3 separate regions of the Homo sapiens genome follow, and all the other regions are linked to region 1. Evidence: chromatin loops called from intact Hi-C (ENCODE). Cell type or tissue: PC-9. All regions are shown on one strand. Links, peaks and the distances in the headings refer to the core of each region. The heading gives the core; the rest is flanking DNA. Region 1 holds the start of LOC105376627 (a long non-coding RNA gene). Region 2 has its middle 23 kb from the start of CD44-AS1. Region 3 overlaps SLC1A2 (solute carrier family 1 member 2).

Region 1 (4,894 bases), core at 485-4,484:
GTGCAGCACACCAACATGGTACATGTATACATATGTAACAAACCTGCACATTGTGCACATGTACCCTAGAACTTAAAGTATAATAATAAAAAATAAACAAATAAATAAATGTGTGACTTTTATTGCCTGCCTCTGCCACTAGAATGGAGGCTCCATGAGGTCAGGAGCCTGTTGTCTTCATTGCTGTCCCCTCAATCTTTAAAGCAGAGCTCGGTACTTAGTGGTTACTCACATCATATTGACTAATTAAACAAATGAATGTTCCCAGCTCCCACCAGCCCCTCCTACCTGTTATGGTCAATATCATGTCTTCTCTCCCTCAAGGCTCCCTTTTCACCTCCTCCTTTTCCTGGCAAAGCAAACACAACAAACAAAAATCTGCAAGATGCTGGGAGGCCAAGGCAGGTGGATCACTTGAGGTCAGGAGTTCAAGACCATTCTGGCCAACATGGTGAAACCCTGTCTCTACTAAAAATACAAAAATTAGCCAGGTGTGGTGGTGCGCGCCTGTGATCCCAGCTACTCGGGAGGCTGAGGCAGGAGAATCACTTGAACCTGGGAGGTGGAGCTTGCAGTGAGCCAAGATTCCACCACTGCACTCCAGCCTGGGTGACACAGTGAGCCTCCACCTCAAAAAAAAAAAAAATAAAAATAAAAGCAAAACAGAAAAACCTGCAAGATGCCATAGTGCTCCCTTCTCAACTTCATGGAAATTCTGAAATATATATGGGATTCATTTTTCCTTCCAGATGTGCGATTTGGAGGGTGGAGTGTCAAAGGAAGAGAACTGGGGGAATTCTTGACCTGGCTGGGCTCTTCTTTGGCCCCAGCTCCCCGTTCATCCTTCACCTCCCTCCCATCCTGGCTGCTCACATTCCTATGTGGTGAGTTCTGCTCCTCAGCAGTGGAGCAGGGGCTGGACTGGGCAGGGGAGAGTCGCAGGCTCCATGTGTCCAGCCTGCCCTGGTGGACTGATGGTGTTGCCCAGGAAAGGCGTGCGAGGCCACGGCTTCTGACAGCCGCAATCTGGAGTTGCTGTTAGGTCTGATTGAATGATTGACACACCACAAGCAGAAATCTAGAACTCCAGAACGGGTCTGGTGGAAGGAGCCAACTCTGTTTGCAGTTTCCTCTTCTCACCACAGCACAGTGTCGGGTTACCACGGAGATAGGGAGGAACCTTCTGAGACCTCTCCAATGGTGGGTGGCAGCCACAGTCAGCCAGGGAGGACTACACCCAATCCTTGGCTCCGCCCCTCCTCCCACACCCCAAAAGAAGCCACACAGCTAGCCAGAGAGGGGCTGCCTCTGGAATGCACACCAGGGCTTGTCCACACACACTCCCCGGCCCTCTGCGCCTCTTTAGGGAGGTTCCTGCTGCTGGATCTGCTGCCTTCTTCACCTTGAGAGTGCATTTATGTAACAAGAAAACACCTGGGTGTTTTCACAGGTAGGAAGAGATTGGCGGCTGAGCTGTTCTCTCATTTGGATGCAAGGCTGTGAGATGGGGCCTCTGTTGGCCTAGAGGTCCCGAGAAATTGGGAGGAGAGGTGCCAGTAGCAAGCCCCAAGGTCGGGGTTCCTCCTCTAACCTCTCTGTGGGGTGGAGGCATCCACACCAAACCTTAAGAGGGAGCAATGGGTCTAACTGCTAATTCTGAAGGTGAGCAGGCCCGTTTCCACATGCCAATGTCAAAATCCAACCACAGTTTGACAAGCCTTTGGGAACATCCAGTAATTACATAATAGCACTCCCAAACATGACAAGTGCTTTCATCTTTACAAAGACTGTCGTGTTTGTTCTCACTCTCCTCCCCATATGAGTTGCTTCTCTTTCTTTCCCCTATTTTGCAGATAAGAAGGTGGAGGCTCAGGAAGGTAGAGTGACTTTCTACTACTAAAGAACTAGCAGGAAAGTATTTCAAATTCAAGTCTCATGACCCTAAATGCAGGGTATTTCCCAGTGGCTCATGGTAAATGAGTTCCTTAAAAATGAGCCACGCTGAGGCCTGAAACTACAGGGCTTACTGATGTGGCTGCAAGCTGCAGCTCTAAGCCAGAAAGGGGACAAGCTAAGGAGAAGAGGAACCACCTTTGCACTGGCGGACTTCAGCGTGTCTCACGCATGCCGAATGTTTACATGTGTTCCCCACTTGGTATCCATAGCAACTGGCAGAGGTGCAAAAATGCTTCATTGGTATTTGTAAGAGGATGAGAAGAAAGCCCTCCAAGATCCTCTTTCTCCCAGTGGGCAGGGCTATTTCCATCCATGGCTTCGTGACTTCTCCCAGCAGCCGTTTGGCATGAGGATTTCAAACAGCAGGGAGCCAGTGAGTCCACCGGATAGGTATTTGAAATGTACTGAATGGAAAGCCCTCATCTCCTGCTCCCTCTTCCAGGCAATTATTCATGGAGTCAGGAGAGGATTCTGTTATTCAAGGAGTCTCCATAGTAAGGGGCTGAGAGATTGTGGTTTCTAGTCTTTAACCACAACATTTAAGGCGTGGCTCCATTTTTCTTATAATTTCCAAGTGTACATCATTACCTAATTCTCCCTGAAGAATCGAAATTGCTTTATGATGCATATGTATTAGTGATGTGAGCTGAGGTTCGGAGCCAGCAAACATCTTTCTCAGAAACCTCCCTCTTGTTCTCCTCTCCCATGTTGCCCCTTGAAGTTACTCCTTCTACCAGAGATGCTCAAAGGTTCTTGGTCAGAAAGTCTATATTGCAGCAATTAAAACTGGGGTTCAACTCAACATATGTGTAGCAGAATATTTTATCTCTCAGCATCTCAATTTGTGACTTAAATGATTCATGAGATGTTTGTTAGTGCATTATGGTCAAAAGCACCTTTCTAAGTGCTTTGAGAGAAACAAGAATAAAAGCATTCCTAACCACACCCTGCCCCCTGCAATCCCACCAAGGATCTTACAAAACCCATTTGGCTAAGCTCTTATATAGCATTGAACCAATCACTGCACACTCAGCATGTGACCAACACATATATTGAAGCCCACGTGAAAAACTGAGCACCTATTCAAGTTTCCCAGGCAGGGCTAGATTCATGGGCAGGTAACCAGTGCAGTTGCACAGGGACCTCTGCTCAGAAGGCCTTGCTTGGGGTTTAATGCACAATTCTTAATTTATCTTTCAATGTGTATTTTGTAAGAGGAGTCTCATGGGACAAAGGAGCTCACTCGTGGTCCTGCCTCCTACCCACCCTCTGTTTGGGCCCTTAGTGTCCCAGGCTCCACTCTACCTACTCCCCACCCTCTGCTCCACAACACTTGCTACCCTTCCCTCAGGGTGACTACTAGGTCAGGTTGGCAGACAGGGAGGCAACATTCTGCCCACACCCTCTGCAGGGGCCTGGGAGCAGTTGTGGGGAGAGGCTCTGCTGGGTATGCACACCATGGCATCCTGGGAAAGAGCATGGCGGTGTTGTCCCTACCCTGGGCTGACAGCACGGTGGTATATTTGGAAGGCAACTGGATGGGGCCTTCTCACCCACTCCTATCCAGGTTACAGGTGTGTCCTGGTGTGGAGGTTGCAATCCCTTGGTAGGGGCACTGTAGATAGACTGAGGAGAGACAGGCTGTGGGAAGGAGAAACTAACTTATCTGCCATGGCTAGGCCTCATTTTCACTTTGCACTTAGGTCCCACCATTATGTAGCCAGCTCTGGTCCTGGACCAAATGGCCTCTAGTGACTCCCTCTTTCCAATCTAAGCAGGTCTTGCACAACTGTCATGAATGAAGCCAATTCTGATTTCCTATCAGTTCAATTTTTTAAAAATTGCATTCTGTTCCTCAGAATCCATTCCAACCATAAAAACATGAAAAATTGATTTTGATCTCAGTATAACATCACCTCATAAATATATTTTATATAATCACGATCTTTAGAACTTGCTCTCTGTATAAAATGGGTTTCACACCTCAGCTCTTAAAGGCACTTGTTTATTATGGAAAATCAAGCATAATGTAAAATTTACATCTTAAGTGTGGCTTATGAGAGATTTTCCTGCAGAGACAGGACTGACTGAAGCTTTGTTCTTTAAACTTGGGCAAACATTTTACATGTTGAAAAGTATCATTTTGATGATGATTTCTTTTCAACACTTTTCCAGCTTTCGAAGGAAGAATTACAAATAACAAGGCATGACACTTCCCCCAAAGGTATATTTTTAGCAATTTAATACCTGGTAAATTTTTCTTTCTTTTTGCTCAACAGCTAGGCGACTGCATAGGAGGTTGGCCCAAGCCAACACACATTCATTGGACATCTGCCATGATGTGAGCCAAACCCTGGGCCCCAGGAAGTGTGGAAAATATACAGATAAATTAGAAGGTCCCTGCCCTTAAAAAGCATCTAAGACCCTTAGTTGCTGAATAGACATAAATCTGTAGCTGCTGAAGGAGATGGCCAAGAGCTAGAAGGAGGCTGGCAGGCACTGCTTAGTGCCTTACTCCTCTCTGAGCACCATATTGTCAGCAGAAGAGGCCGCTTGGCCCAGGCTGACTGTGGACAGGTCTTGATAACTTGAGGTCCACTGGGAGTTGCTGTCTGCAGCCTGACACATAGAACGCCTTGCTTTTTGTTCTCTGTCTGTTATAGAAGTTGCTTTTGGAAAAGCACCATTTCTTGGGTCAGCATGAAGATTACCCTTGTGGTAGATGCTGGAAATATTAACTATTATTAACAAATATTACTTAGGGCTTGCTATAGGTGAGGCACCGTACTGGATTCTAAGCCTCTGGTCCCTGCTCTCAGGGCATCATGGTAAGTTGGAAAAGATATGTAAGCAAATGACTAAAGTGTGTATGGAACTTGGCACTGGGGAAGTGACAGTCAAAAGTCAGTTAAATCTCAGCTGTGACTTCAGCTGGCAT
Region 2 (4,894 bases), core at 344-4,343, 150 kb after region 1:
TGCTGGGGTATATTAGGTCCTCAAAAATATTAATTCCTACCTGCCATCACCCACATATGCACAGTAGGTACTTAACTTCTTCCTTCACCATTTCCTCCAATGTTCTGAACTCTAACCAACTTTTAAGTGTGAATTGCTATTAACTTACAGTGGCTGGAGACAGATTATTTCAGAATCTGAAGCTCCCCATGAAGAAAGCCCTTCAATTTTAGTTGAAAGGTTTTTGCTTTCAAAGCAAGGCTAACAAGCAGGGAGTCCAGGAAGCTAATAACTGGCATTCGTTGATTAAATCTTGGCCATCTAGGTTGTGGCTGTAGGTTAACCAAAGTTGGGCATCCACCCAAGGCTTTGATCGTCACCTCCAGGAAGTTGTCTTGCCCCACCCCTATCCAGGATGAGCTCATTTTCCCCTCTGTGGGTATAACTCTTACCTTGTCCATATGTCATTGTAGTTCTTACTTTGCAATTTCATTAATCCGCCCATGAACCTGTCTGTTCTACTATATGATGAGGTGTGAGGGTACGGAGAAATTCATTATGGTCCCCCAAACCAGGTAAGTAGAAAGTGGTAGAACCAGGGATAGAGCTCAGCTCTCTCCAAAGTCTCTGGCTTAACATGCCTGAATTGTCTATTGTCAGAAGTTTGGTAAACTGAATTTGCTGAAGTTAAGACATCATCTCCAAATGTTGCAAACCAGGTCAGTATTCCAGAGCTCCCTGTGCCTGGTGGAGCCAAAGGAGGCTTTCAGAAACCACTGAAAAGATTTGGGGATGAGTACACTCACCATTTAGACCACATTGGCAATGGAATTAATTTAGGAAACCATAAACAACTTCATAGATGCTGTGCTTATTGGAAAGGGAAGAATCAGTCATGTGTAAATGTGATTTTTGCTGTGATGCCCGGGGCAAAGGCTCAGTGGAGAAGAAAGTCTGGCTGGGCATCCTGGCCTCAAGCCCCATTTCTTGCCTGTGTTGACACCTGGTCTTGAACACCAGTAGTTTGCCTGTCAGGGCCGCCCATAACCCGGCTCCTCAATCCTGCCCCATTAGGCTTCCAGACTGCTGATCTCATTACGTGGTGACTACTGTTTTCCAGAAGTCTTGTCTAAACCACTTCCTCCTTCCTCTCTCCCGAAAGAGGAATAATAAACCTCAGAAGAGGAGGCTAAGGTTTAGCTTTTAAAAGGTGATATTTAAAACAAGACTCTCAGTTCAAATTCAACCTCTGCCATTTACTTATGTATAACCTTACACGAATTATTGAACAGTTCTGTGCCTCGGTTTCCTCATCGGTAAAGCAGGAATAATAATCTCTACCGGAAAGAATGCTGGGGGGTTAAATGAGATAATATCTGTAAAATGATGGAATATAGTAGACGCATATAGGTTTCCTTCCCTCATTTCTGCTATCTTAATCACTTTTGTGTGAATACACAGTAGGGGTCTAGAAAGAATATGAACCATGATTTGGGAGAAGTCAGAGGTGTTCCAAAAATTTCTGAACCTCTCCCAAACCCTTTTAAGCACTGGGGTCTGAAAAGCCTACCCTCTCCCACCCTAAGATTTCCAAATAGTATCAAAAAGAAGAAGAGATTCCCACTCCTGTTTTCTGGGGAAGGGTGGAATATGCAGGTTTATTATTGCCAACATCTATAACACAAAGGCTCTGCCAGAGCCAACCTTCAAGGTGACCCCTAGATAGGGAGAGAGAAGAAATGAGATTGAAATTTCAAGGGCCTAGCTCTGGAGATTCTGAAGATCCTTGACCTTGGGAACTCACCCATGCAGAAGTGGAGAGACAGGTTTTCAATAATAAAGGCTAAGGGCTTCAAATTTCAGCTTGGGTTACTAGAGTTCAGTGAGAGATTTACTTTTTATTTTCGCCTCTTCTAGGATTCTTTAAATCTCATTAAGAAATGAAGAGAGAAATGTGAAGAAAAGCTGTCAGAGGGGTAAACTGTCAGAGGGATGCAAAGAAGAGTAAGATTTCAAACAATTGTTCTGAAAGAAAGTTAGTAGCTATTTAATAAGGACTGTCTATGCATATAGCAGATATTTAAATCATAATAAGTATAAAGTAAACTCAAAAGCGTCTCAATAAGGACAGCATCTCTCTTCCAAACCTCAATGGGTTTTGCTGGCTGCACTTCCAGGGCAAGTTGTCTTGGCCACACTTTACTTCTCTTCCACTCTCTCAATCCCTTTCACTGGGCTTGGAGGCACAGCAACTCAGAACTACAAAGTCTGGTCTGGGCAGCAGAGTCATTGGCTGCGCTGTACTCTCCCTCAGGGCAGTGGCAAGCTGGGACCTCTCTCAATAGGCAAGGGACCTCCGACTCCCTGTTTTAGATCACTTCCCCCTTGGACAAAATTTAGACCTTTGTGTAAAAGCTGACTGAGAAAAGTGCAATGTGTTCATCTGTCAAGCCAAGGATGAGAGTAATGAAAATTTTCCCATCAAGGTTCACGTCCTTTGCAGAAACTTCGTTTTCAACCATCTTGTTGGCCTTCTCTGCCCTGTTGATAATGCGCCCCCTAGTGGATGCTTTACAACATGCCCTTTGTCTTCGTAGAAACTGAGTCCTTCCGCCTGACTTCCGTTCTCGAATCCTCAAGGTAAAACCAGAAAGAAGAGGGTGAAGGTGGGCATCCTTGCACTCAAGGCTTAGTGGGGAGTGGGAATGGGAATGGAACTGGGTTGCCTGAGTTGGGACAAACGGTTGGGGAATAACTGATGGTCCACGTTTTCTTTTTAAACTACATTTTGTGTTTTGAAAAGGATTTATAGATCATGAAAAGAAGGAAACATTCATTAGTTGCAATTTAAACGTCATTTACTGAATATCTACTATATGCCAGGCATTGCGCCATTGCTGCGCTACAGATCCTTGTCTGAAGGACACAGATAATTGTAGCCAAGAACCTGCTATGACAGAGGGATAGATAGAATATTGATCTATAATGGCTGAAATTGAGCATTTGCTATCTACTTGGGCACTGTCTTAAGCATGTTGCATGTGTTAACTAAATTAAGTTATTTAACCTCTCTGTGGTTTAACAGGTAATCGTAGAACATAGCTTACAGAGTTATCAGAACTAAACAAGATAATACCTGAAAGATCTTAAAACAGTGCCTGGTACAGACATGCTAAAATAAGAAAACGGAAATGATACTCTGCACAACCTTGTGAGATGAAGTACCATATTATGTTGCATCTACAGATGGGGAAACTAAGGCAGAGGAAGCATAGTCACTCTGCTAGTAACTGGCAGAGCAGTCTGCCAATGTAAACAGCCCAGACCTAGAACATGCTCTCTTAACTCCTATGCCACACTGCTTCTGCCTGAACATACTGACTCTTTTAACAGGAATAGTTTTCATTTCAGTTCTTAAAGAAGGCTGGCATCAAAATTAGTGAGCTATTAAACAAGTGTCAAAATTATTGGGGACTGTAAATCACTTTATGTCTATTAGTTGATTCTAAGTGTGGCACAGATTACTTGTTCATTTGATGTTTGAGGAAAAGTTTAATAATATGCCAAACTTTGGTTCTCAGTTTTCATTTACAAAGAAGCTCTTGGCTAAAGAAATTTCCTAAAAGAATCTAGGACTACTCAAACAAGAGACTGGCTTATTTTCTGCCTTTTATTGTTCCTTAAAAAGAATTCAACATTAAAAATACAAAAGTAATTGTCTACTTCATTTCTGTAGAAAGGTAGACAATAAGACATCCATTTTCTAGAAAATTCTTTATTCCCAGAAATTTTATGCTAGAAATGTTTTCTGTTCCAAAAAATATCATCTAATCTCGTTGATGAACCACACAAAGGGATTACATTTTAAGTCTTATCATTGTGACTGAATGAACTGAGACTTCCCCTCTGCCTCCAGGGTTTAGGGAAGTACGACTTGGACAAGATATTCTTTATTGTCAAATAACAATGAGGTGTCTGATAAACTATCTCAGAGGCAAGGTGGGAGAATGCTCTTTTAGCATAATAAGTCCAGGGTATTTAATTCTGCTAGTAAGAGTGTCAAAATGAGTAGGAGAAAATGGTTTATGTCATACAGGTTAGAACAGAGAGTTTCTGAAAGAAATTAATCCTGGAGGTGGTGAGATGTGCTTGATTTTAGGTAACCCAGGGGAAACCCAGTGTGGTAGTATCTTTTTGATGCTGCCCACCACTCCCCTCTCCACCCCCGCCTCCCCACCGCCAAGCTCCCAGAGACAAGCTCTCACCCTTGTGGACTCAAGTTATCCCTTCTCCCAGTGGAGCAACTATCACTTGAAGGAGGACAAAAGCAGTTGGCATCCAACGTGGAAGGCTAGGAAAGCTGAGGGGACCGAAAAAGCTGAGACAGGCATGAGCTGGTTACAGAGGCTCTTGGACTTACAATGGGGCCATATTCCTATAACACATCATAAGAAGTCAAGAATGCATTTAATACTGGCATAAGCCCATCATAAAGTCAAAAAAATTTAAGTCAAACCATCATTAAGTTGGAGGCTATCTGTATTTCTGTGGGAAGGGGTTGTGATTATAAGGAGAAAGGGAAGGTTGTGGGGACGCCAGAGATAGATGGGGTTAAAGGAAGAAAGATGAGGGACAAGAATTAAAAGAAGGGATGGACACGGCGGCTCACACCTATAATCCCAACACTCTGGGAGGCCGAGGCAGGTGGATTACTTGAGGCGAGGAGTTCGAGACCAGCCTGGCAAACATGGCAAAACACCATCTCCACTAAATATACAAAAACTAGCTAGGCATGGTGGTGCACATCTGTATTTCCAGCGACTTGGGAGGCTGAGGCACGAGAATTGCTTGAAGCTGGAATGCGGAGCTTGCAGTGAGCGAGATAGCGCCACTTAACTCCAGCCTGGGCAACAGA
Region 3 (4,000 bases), core at 1-4,000, 210 kb after region 1:
AATTCTCTGAGTCCCGACAAAGGCATTCCTTGTAGGTTCTGTTTTCACACATGTACCCCATGTCCTCTCATCACTCATGCTTAGTAAGCCTGAGTTAGTGATGCTTTCTAGAACATCTCATGGGATACCCAATTGCAAGATGATTTTATAGCAACATATTCTCTCAAGAGGAACCTAATCCTGAAGGAACTGATCTGTAACTGACACAAATTAGTTAAACTAACATTAGCATAGCTGCTCTCTTCCCATATGAGAATCTAGCCTGAAGGTCCTACTTTTCCTTTCCGTGGGGTGCAGGCTGGTCAAGTCTGAGGACTGCTTCCCTAGACATTAGGGAGTCTGAGACAAACCTGTGCTCATGTCATTAAACCCTTAGCTCTCCCGCCATTTTATATTCTGCTGGTGTGTCCATAGTCACATCTTATAAATTATCAAGGTAGTCTCAGGGACCAGCACTTCATTCATTGAGACTGTAAATAAGCAGAATGAACCTTCCTATAAAGCCAAAAAGCATTTATCTTCATAAAACAAGAGATCAATTCTTTCCCAAGCACCAAGCACCCTTTAAAGATGTCCAGAAAAATACAAATATAAGCTGTTTGGGGTGCCATTCAATTTTCCTTCTCTCCTGGGACGAGCAATTTGTAGAATGGAGAGAAAATGCTTTCAAGGCTCTTTGCCAAAAAAAGACTAGCTATAGAGTCTCCTGGAGAATGCATTTGGGCCACAGACAGATGGACTAGAGAGAGGTAACAGTTTACCTCTGGGGCACTTAGCCAGCTGAGAAAAGCATGAGCTCCCATTGTAAATGGAGAGTGTTAATCAAAGGCCAGAAAGTGAAGTGTTAGGGTTTATAAATATGGCAAGAAGAAGCCCTTGCTAATCCAAACACCTTGATCTCTGGGAATAGGATGAGCATTAAGTAGAAGAAGGTAAGAACGTTTGTTCTATGAAGTCTTTCAGGGCCATTACTTTCTTGTGCCTATTTTTATTTTATTTATTTTTTATTTTATTTTTATATTTTGAGACAGAGTCTTGCTCTGTTAGCCAGGCTGGAGCTCAGTGGCACCATCATTGCTTGCTGTAACCTTGACCTCCTGGGCTCAAGCAATCCTTTCACCTCAGCCTCCTGAGTAGCTAAGACTACAGGTGTTTGCCACCATTCTCAGCTAATTTTTGTTTATTTTTATTTTTGTAGGAGGTCTCACTATTTTGCTCAGCTGGTCTCAAATTCCTAGCCTCAAGCAAACCTCCCACATCAGCCTCCCAGAGCACTAGGATTATAGGTGTGGCCGACCAACTGCACCCATTTTTAAAACAAACAACTTAGGCCTTCACTCCGAAACTGGGACTTCTGGGTTCCTGGGTTTCCATATCAATGAATTACCTAATTGAAAATAACATTCCATGGAAAAGGATGGGCAAATGCCCAGCACCCAAGGCCACCACTCAAAGCTTCTGAGATGAAGCCAGCAATCAAAACCACAAATCAAAGTGCATAAAGAGGCTGAGGGCTCCACGGAGAGTTCTGAAGCCAAATAATGCCCAGTGATTGTTGGTCCATTTTCCACATGAGAAGGACATGGCTGGAGAGCCTGGGGAGAGGGAATGGCTCCCATGCTGTTCTTAGGCTGTTCCTGTTCTCTGTTTTCAGGGCCACAGATTCATCCAGGACTGGCCTGTGGAGTCTTTTTCTTACTACTGTATCCATTCTAGCCTCCACCTACTTTGTCTTTCAGCCCTTGCCAGCCTAAGATGCCCCTCACAGGGCTCCACAAACACACTCATCTACAGCAGGCAAGCTACCTAGAATTCAGTCGGTGTCCAGGTGCCAGAAACCACCAGCTTCCTGTTAACAATTCCCTGGCTTACCCTGGGCTTACCTGAGCTTACCTGGATTCCCTGGGCTTACCACATACCTATGGAGTCAGAATGTCCTGGAGCTGGCCTTGGGGCATTTATATTTTAAACAAGCTCCCCAGGTAATTCTGATCTGTTTGAAAACCAGTATTTCAAGAAACAAAAATCTTAACTGCAACTGATGAAACGCAGATATTACTTGGTGACCTTCTGGAAACCATTTACCTTAGCTCCAACTACTTCAGGATCTTTGAGGTCTTAACTCACTGGAATAATTCATTTGGGACTTTCAGGCCTGGGACAGATGATGAGACAGACACTTGGAGTGGAGGTAAGCTGAGGGACTTTCTCAGCCCTGCTGTGGAGCACCTCTGGTTCTGTCCCACACGTTTCCAATAGCTTGTCAATAGACCTAAACACACATTCCAAGAGTTGCTGAAAGGTGCTGTCTGTGCTCAGAAAGTATCACAAATCTTCATCTTTCCCAATCCATTTAGGGATAGGAGTTCCAGCTACCCAAAGAGTGATTTTTGTTAAAAGTTACCATTTGTGGATTAGAACTTTTCATCAAGACAGAGTGAAAAGCAGTTAGTATAGCCTCCAGGTTTATTATTCCTCCAGAGACTTCCTTTTGCAAGGAAATGAAATTCCAACCCATCAAGGTGGCCTGCAGGACCCTGGAGGATCTGCCTCCTGCCCACCTCTCCAACTTGACTTCCTTTTGCCCCCTTTCACCAACCACACTGCAGCCTCTCTAGACCTTTGTTCTGACCCTCAAAAGGCTTTCCCTGCCACTTCTTCCTCTTGGAATATTCTCCCCTCAGTTCTTCACCAGGTTGCTTGGCTCACTCTGCAGGTCTTCATTAAAGGTCACCTTTCCAGACAGCACCACGTGGGCCATCACTTCTACCCCCATCACTATCTCTCGCTATTGCACGGCACTTATTACTATTCGAATTAATAATAAGTGCTACAAAGACAATTTGCTACCATTTGCTCCCTTTTGGCTTTCCCTCTCTCCCTTTCCTAGAATGTAAGCTCCACAAGGGCCAGAACCTTTCTCTGTCTTATTCACCATTATCTCACCAGTACCTAAAATCATTGCCTGCACAGAATAGAATATTTATTGAATGAAAAAAAAAATGGATGGATTGACAAAGATTCTTTGTTTGACCAAACTTCAGTTAGGCGTCTGAACCTTCTTCTGGCCTCTTCTGGGCTCTTTGCTAAACCTTCCTTATAAAATCCGGTTTAGCAAAAAACTCATCTAAGTCAGGTTAGCAAGAACCTCCATCCTCAAAATCTGATCACCCTCAAATCTGATCAGGTTCTTCATCCTCTCCTGGACGATGTTTGGTCACCCTGTGGCCTTCAGCTAGAATCCTGTGGGGTTGGTTTAGCCAAAATACTCCTTACCCCCGAGCATCCACTGCCCCCACCTTGCTCCATGGCTATAAATTCCCACTTACCCATGTTGTACTTGCAAGTGAGCCCAATCTCTCTCCCCCACTCCAAAATCCCGTTGCTGTGGTCCCTGTGCTCATTGCAATGATCCTGAATAAAATCTGCCTTACTGTGTTTTAACACGTGTCATTGAATAGTTTTTTATTTAACAGTGTGGATGGATGGTGGTTTATTGGAAAAAGGAATTGGAAGAGTAGGCAGAGATTTTACTTCTCACTTTATGTTTTTATAGGGGTGAGATTATGAAACATTTTACTTTCTGTTTAAGTTTTTCAAATTTTGAAAAAAATGTTTTAAATAACTACCTAAGAAAATGAGGATACGAAAATCATACAAAAATTAAGGGGTTTTCAGGTTTCTTAAAGAATTCATGAACACAGAGATACAAAGGATATGGATTGAATTGATGATAATATTGGTAACAGCAAACAGCTATTACTATAATACTAATCCATGTAAAGTGCTTAGACAGTTCCCAGCACAAAGAAGGTGCTTCATGACTGTTGGTCACAGCCTTAATTCTCACAGCAACCTATGGCCTGGATTCTAGAATTATCCCATTTTACACACCAGAATATCGGGGCTTAGAGTGTCTAAATTGCCTAAAGTCACACAACTTGCAATAGGAGGATCCTGGATTCAATCCAGTCTGAAGTCAAAAAGAAATTGATGTAGG

What was found. A loop is a pair of places that touch in the nucleus more often than their neighbours do. Peaks named below come from ENCODE experiments on the same cell type or tissue, not always from the same donor. Only the 100,000 strongest peaks of a DNase experiment are listed, where the experiment ranks them.
Region 2: a loop joins it to region 1, with 6 times the contacts of the local background. A loop is called at or near these places in 7 of 110 quality-filtered maps.
Region 3: a loop joins it to region 1, with 3 times the contacts of the local background. A loop is called at or near these places in 3 of 110 quality-filtered maps.

The regions. Positions count from the first base shown.
Region 1 is chr11:35,081,540-35,086,433 of GRCh38, forward strand. LOC105376627 (a long non-coding RNA gene) reads left to right here and starts at 1,294. Exons shown (of 4, transcript XR_931194.2): 1 at 1,294-4,894. RefSeq lists enhancers at 1,372-1,491, 1,842-1,991. In PC-9, for the core only: no CTCF peak of the experiment used is centred there; DNase peaks (open chromatin) are centred at 992, 2,312 and 2,902; H3K4me3 peaks cover 1,897 bases; H3K27ac peaks cover 3,062 bases.
Region 2 is chr11:35,235,776-35,240,669 of GRCh38, forward strand. No RefSeq gene overlaps it. Among named protein-coding and RNA genes, the nearest start is that of CD44-AS1, 23 kb to the left of the region's middle. RefSeq lists enhancers at 2,257-2,326, 2,337-2,406. In PC-9, for the core only: CTCF peaks have their summits at 2,552 (motif pointing left) and 2,756; a DNase peak (open chromatin) is centred at 346; H3K27ac peaks cover 305 bases.
Region 3 is chr11:35,294,042-35,298,041 of GRCh38, forward strand. All of the region lies in intron 6 of SLC1A2 (solute carrier family 1 member 2), which reads right to left. Among named protein-coding and RNA genes, the nearest start is that of SLC1A2-AS1, 14 kb to the left of the region's middle. RefSeq lists an enhancer at 1,365-1,866. In PC-9, for the core only: no CTCF peak of the experiment used is centred there; a DNase peak (open chromatin) is centred at 1,930; H3K27ac peaks cover 1,649 bases.